2 separate regions of the Homo sapiens genome follow, and region 1 is linked to region 2. Evidence: chromatin contacts called from ENCODE Hi-C or POLR2A ChIA-PET data. All regions are on one chromosome and are shown on one strand. The core of a region is the stretch at or near the end of the contact, and the rest is flanking DNA. Distances in the headings are between cores, read along the strand shown. Region 1 has its middle 29 kb from the start of LINC03050. Region 2 overlaps SPRED2 (sprouty related EVH1 domain containing 2).

Evidence for each region. Hi-C counts contacts between places; a loop is a spot of excess contacts on that map. ChIA-PET counts read pairs that join two places held with the same protein, here RNA polymerase II (POLR2A). Pooled maps may share reads with other maps.
Region 1: a loop to region 2 is called in a map of CD8-positive, alpha-beta T cell, with 22 times the contacts of the local background. The contact joins two enhancer-like sites. A Hi-C loop is called at or near these places in 8 of 168 maps with a recorded cell type or tissue (CD4-positive, alpha-beta T cell, CD8-positive, alpha-beta T cell, MCF 10A and 4 more), 1 of 37 single-sample maps with no recorded cell type and 10 of 50 pooled maps. POLR2A ChIA-PET finds 5 or more read pairs at or near these places in 3 of 52 experiments (MCF 10A, OCI-LY7 and PC-9).

What each region holds. Positions count from the first base shown.
Region 1 is chr2:65,571,845-65,574,919 of GRCh38, reverse strand. No RefSeq gene overlaps it. Among named protein-coding and RNA genes, the nearest start is that of LINC03050, 29 kb to the left of the region's middle. Within about 2 kb of position 1,624, at least 2 of the 41 ENCODE cell types and tissues checked have a DNase peak (open chromatin) inside an H3K27ac peak, as active enhancers do.
Region 2 is chr2:65,381,275-65,384,303 of GRCh38, reverse strand. The region is part of intron 1 of SPRED2 (sprouty related EVH1 domain containing 2); the gene reads left to right. Among named protein-coding and RNA genes, the nearest start is that of SPRED2, 50 kb to the left of the region's middle. RefSeq lists enhancers at 916-965, 1,176-1,305. Within about 2 kb of position 1,333, at least 21 of the 41 ENCODE cell types and tissues checked have a DNase peak (open chromatin) inside an H3K27ac peak, as active enhancers do.

The sequences.
Region 1 (3,075 bases), core at 375-2,874, 190 kb before region 2:
TAGAAAGTTCAATACTCACTATGCACCATACGCAGAAAATTTAATCCCAGTTATTTTAGGCCATAAAATATAAAAAAGAAGTAGTTTTAAAACTAGAAATGTTGTAAGTGTGTATTTCACTGGTTTTGTAATAATATAGAACTTTCTAAGCCTCAAGACAATGGGGAGAAAAGCACAGAAGAAAAGCTAATAGTTTAACATTTCTTTTTAACTAGAACACTTAGTAGACATTGAGAACCTGCTGCTATATTGAAACTCAGAAAATCCTCTCCTAGGATCAGAGGCATAAAGATGCCAAGAAGTCAACCAAAGTTGTATGACAGACCAAGAAACGTCTGTTTCAGACATTTGGAATCCTATAAGATTCCATAAGTTACTTTCAATTGAACCAAATATAACATGTCCTAAACTTCACAGTGAGACTGCTGTTTCACATGACAGCCATATTCCAGATTAATGCAACCTGACAGCATGCTCTATTTTTCTTTTTCTTTTTCTTTTTCTTTTCTGAGACAGAGTTTTTAGCTCTTGTTGCCCAGGCTGGAGTGCAATGGCACGATCTCGGCTCACTACAACCTCTGCCTCCCGGGTTCAAGCGATTGTCCTGCCTCAGCCTCCTGAGTAGCTGGGATTATGGGCACCCACCACCACGCCCAACTAATTTTTGTATTTTTAGTAGAGACGGGGTTTAACCACATTGGCCAGGCTGGTCTCGAACTCCTGACCTCAGGTGATCCTCCCGCCCCGGCCTCCCAAAGTGCTGGGATTACAGGCGTGAGCCACCGGGCGCCTGGTCCCATGCTCTATTTTTCATTCATTCATTTCACAAAAGCTATTATGAGCCCAGACTGTGCAGCACTGTTCCAGGCTCTTGGCATCCAAAAGCTAACCAGACCGTGCTCCCTCCCTCATGTATTTTACCTTCTTTGGAGGCAGAGGGACAATAAATAAGTGCAGAAGTTAACAAACTTTTTCATATTGTGAGAAATGGCAACATAATATGAGCTCATATTTTTACAATCCAGAGTTGCTTTCATTAAGAATCTGTGCTTCTCAACCTTGGGTACACTTTGGACTAATGTAGAAAGCCCTTTTAAATACTGATGACTGGTTCCCATTCCCAGAGATTCTGGCATAATTGGCTAGGTAAAGCCTAGGCATTGGCCTTTTTTTTTTTTTTTTTTTTTTTTTTTTTTTTTTTTTTTTTGAGACAGCGTCTCCCTCTGTCACCCAGGCTGGAGTGCAGTGGCGCGATCCTGGCTCACTGCAACCTCCGCCTCCCTGGTTCAAGTGATTCTCCTGCCTCAGCCTCCCGAGCAGCTGGGATTACAGGCGCACGCCCGGCTAATTTTCTTTTTGTTTTTTGTTTGTTTTTTTTTAGTAGAGATGGGGTTTCACTGTGTTGCCCAGGCTAGTCTCGATCTCCTGAGCTCAGGCAATCCATCCGCCTCGGCCTCCCAAAGTGCTAGGATTACAGGCTTGAGCCACCGCGCAAGGCCTTTTGTTTTTTGTTTTGTTTTGTTTTTCCCATCCCCTCAAGTGATTCTAATGTACGGCCAGAAGAGAACTGAAAAGGGTATATAAAAGAAACTACCACTAGATGTCACTGTCCCCAAAGGTTTGAAGAGAAACAGTCCTCAAGTAGTCAATGGCTAAGTTCCCGCTAGATAAACAGACTTGATTTTGCCATATTTTGGATCCAAGCAAATGTCCAATACAAATATATATATATGTTCCTCAATTTATCTTTGGCCTGAATGAAGCAAGTCATACAAAACCCAAATGTGGCCGGGCGTGGTGGCTCACGCCTGTAATCCCAGCACTTTGGGAGGCCGAGGCGGGCGGATCACGAGGTCAGAAGATCCAGACCATCCTGGCTAACACGGTGAAACCCCGTCTCTACTAAAAATACAAAAAATTAGCCGGGCGTGGTGGCGGACGCGTGTAGTCCCAGCTACTCGGGAGGCTGAGGCAGGAGAATGGCATGAACCCGGGAGGCGGAGCTTGCAGTGAGCCAAGATCGCGCCACTGCACTCCAGCCTGGGCGACAGAGCAAGACTCCATCTCAAAAAGAAAAAAAAAAAAAAACCAAATGTATTAGTTTGCTGGGGCTGCCATAACAAACTTGGGGGCTTAACAGAAGCCCAAAGTGTTTTGTTGGAGAGTTATTTTCTCTTGAGGCCTCTCTTCTTGGTTTGCAAATGGCCATCTTTTTCTTTTCTCTTTTTTTTTTTTTTTTTTTTTTTTGAGACAGTGTCTTCTCTGTTGCCCAGACTGGAGTGCAGTGGCTGGATCTCAGCTCACTGCAACCTCCACCTCCTGGATTCAAGCAATTCTCCTACCTCAGCCTCCCGAGTAGCTGAGATTACAGGTGCACGCCACCATGCCTGGCTAATTTTTTGTATTGTTTTGTAGAGACAGGGTTTCACCACATTGCACAGGCTGGTCTTGAACTCCTGGGCTCAAGCAATCCTCTCACCTCGGCCTCTCAAAGTGCTGGGATTTCAGGTGTAAGCCACCATGCCCAGTCTTGCAGATAGCCACCTTTCCACTGTGTCCTCACATGGCTGTCCTTCAGCCCGTGTTGGCTGGGTCCTAATCCCCACTTCTTATAAAGATACCAGTAATACTGAATTAGGGCCCACCCTAAAGACTGTTTTAACTTAATGACTTCTTTAAAGGCCCTATCTCCAAATACAATCTACAGTCACATTCTGAAGTTCTGGGCCATTAAGGGCTTCAACATATGAATTTGCGGGGCGGGGCTGGGGGGAGGGCAGATACATTTTTCAAGAAATCACCAAGAAATCAAAAGCAAAACCAATCTACTTGATGAGTGGCAAATGAGTAGTTTCCCAGCCATCCACAATTCTAAAGATCTCTCACATAATAACTATGGAGCAAATTGGTTGCTTTAAAAAACAAAAAAGACTTTTAAAAATTATTTTTATTCTTTATTTCTTTAGTTTTTTTTAGCCAGGACATGTTCTTATATGAATTTTTTTTTTTTGCAAAAATCGTACTTCTTGGCCAGGCACGGTGCCTCACACCTGTAATCCTAGCACTTTGGGAGGC
Region 2 (3,029 bases), core at 84-2,583:
AAAGTATGCTGACAGGGTTGGGAGAAAGGGGCACTGGAGGCTGTGAGACCAGGGAGGCCAGCAGTCCACCGAGGGAGGCTGATAACACCACGCTGGGATAGACACCGAGAGCTGCAGTTCCCACACCTGGTGGAGATAGGCCGGCTCTGGGCACTGGGAAGGAGGCCGAGAGCGGCCGTTGCAGGTGGCTGAGGCTTCTAGCTGAGCAGATCCTGCACATCAAGAATGCAGGAGAAAGAAGTCCCTCAGCCAGTGGCAGCGAGGCAGATGTTTTGCAGGAGTGGGGCAAGGCTCTTTCCAGAAAGACCCGGAAATCTCTGGTGGGACAGCTTGTAGAAACATGCACTGCAGCTGCTCAGCTACAGCAAATGACCTGCAGATCAAGGTTTTTGTCAGTATCGAGAGCTTCACTAGAACAAATATTCATCCAAAAATAAACTTCCCGTTCTTCCTGTTTTTATAACTTGCCTATTTCCTCTGAGTTTGAGGCTGGGCTCCAGTTCCATGGGTTATTAATCTTCAGAGGATCAAGACCTCTATAGAAGTATTTCCTGTACATGTTTATCTACCCAGCCCTAAATTATATTCTCCAAATGATAAGAGAACTTTTCCATACTCGTGTGTCAGACTTCTCCTTAGGGAGATTTCGATTAGGCACCACAGCAAGTAGGGCCAAACCAGAAAGCCTTATCTCAGAACATAGGGAACCCACGTAACGGTGGGGAGCGGCCTTTGGTGGGTTTTGATGGGCACTCAGCCTCCCTCCTCCATGTGAAAGGTAGCTTCTTTCTGGCCAGAGTTCTAAGGACATAAAGTAATAGCTGAAGAGGGCCCTATCTGAGGATATTTTAAATTCCCTGTTGAATACCACAGGGGATATTAGCTAAAGAAATTCTGCTCCTTTGAAGAGCTCAAAATACCCCTCATTGGACCATCACTTGTTCTTACAGCATCTTCCAACTAGAAACAGGGCCCCGGCCTCACAGACAAGGGAACTAGAGTGAACTTGGTGCTCATGACAGCACAGAGCAAGAGGGAAAAGCTCTGTTGAAGCTTGGGCCGAGTTCAGACCTGATAGACAAGTATGGTTAAGCAGGCGTGGGCGCTTTACTCATCGGCCCGGTCCACCTGCCTCTGGAGCCCTTCCTTGCTCTCCTACTTTTTGTGCTTACAGACGCCAAGCTAGCATGCCGGTGGTATTTTTAAAACGTAAGCCTTCTTGTATGACTCTTGCAGAGAGGCGGTGGTGACCGGGCTGCGTGGGTGGCGGCTTGTGCCGCAGCGGAACTTGGAGAAAGGCCAGCTGCCTTTTACTGAGGCCTTCCGAGGTGGGGCTGGGATGCCACATTTTTCAAACACACCACCGCAAGGCAGCACCCCTCCCCCTTAGAGATCCAGGTGACTCCACTGAGAATTACTGCGCCACACCGTGGCTTCTAGACCCACACTGTCAAGTATGTAGTCCTTGCCACCTGGGCTGTTGAACCTGGAAATGAGGCTTGTACGAACTGACTAAAAGTGCAAAATACACATTGGATTTTGAAGCCTTATTACAAAAAGAAAAAAAAGAATGTGAAGTATCTCATTAATGATTATTTTATTTTGGTTACTGTGGAAACAAATATTTTAGATATCTTGGTTTGTGTCAACTATGTTATAATTAATGACACCTGCTTTTTAATTACTCTTTAAATGTGACTACTAGAAAATTTTAAACTGTGTATGTGGCTCAGTTTCCATTTCTATGGGACAGTACCGCTAGTCTGTGCTGTGAGTTCAGCTGCCAGTTGTGGCTTTGAAACCAGTACATTCCCAGAGGCTCCTCTCCTTAGTGGTCTGGCTGAGGGGGGGTTACCCAGCCCTAACCCTAGACTGCCTAGGGTAGTGTGTGGGACAGCCTGCTTCCAGGCAAAAAGTTAATAATTTAATAAGCAGCAGCAAGAATTTCTAAAAATCCTTTCCAAAGCACCCCCCCTGGCTTTTTTTTCTTCTTCTTCTTCGTAGCCTTCTTCCTGGACCAGCCTTCTTCCTGGAAATCTTTTTTTAAATGCAGAACTCTTCCCTTCTGTCCCACATGGGACCTGTGGAGGTGATGGTGTCCAGAGGGGCTATTGTTTTATTTTATTTTCTTGTTTAAATTGTTCTTTTGCCCACAGGTCAGGCTGCTCCAGTAGCTGCCTTTTAACCCTTCCTCTGCAGGACCATCTCAGAAACCACCCAGCAAAGACTGGGAAGCCACTCTTTTAGACCAGTTCCCCCTCCCTTCTCCCTTTGGAGTGGTTACTCAAGCGCAGACATATATTGGGAAAACACAAGGTGGATGTGAAACCAAGGAAACTCCTGCTTTGAGAAGTACAGAAGTGCAGACCCACAACCAACCTCCTAATGTCAAGCTGGCATTTTAGGAAAAAGGTGTGTGTGGTGGGGGGAATTCCACTGGTGTCTGAAAGCCCCCAAGTAATTCCCTGTTGCAAGGAGGAGTCTCATGTTGACTTCAGAGGTCCAGGCAGAACCTGTTGAATTGCACAGTTCCCATTTGCTAGAGGATATTACACGGTGAGATCTCTCTGCTCAGGGACCGGGGCTGAGGGCTTCTGTCATCAGCCAGTGGAGCGGCCCTGCACCGAGGCACCTCCCTGCTTTTGCCACATTTTGCCCACCCTGCTGTCTGTCATGTACTGAACCTTTGCTGGAATAATTGCCATAGGTGTCAACATGTATTAAGGGCTTGCTGTATGAAGGTACTATGCAAAGTGCCTTTTGCTATGTGCAGCTAACTAGCATAACAAACCCCAAGATGCCCCAGAGGAGATACTCTTGTTTCCCTGTTTTGCAGATAGAGAAACTGCAGGTTAGAGAGATGAAATAAGTTGACCAAGCTAGAAATTGGTGGGCAGGGAACACAACTTGGGCCATGCTGCTTTAGAGCTGCCGAGTGTTTAACTGTTAAGGTGTCATTCTGCACTGCCTAGACCAGCCCATGTATGTTACCGTTCCATTCTGCATGAGCATTTGTCTATTATCAAGAC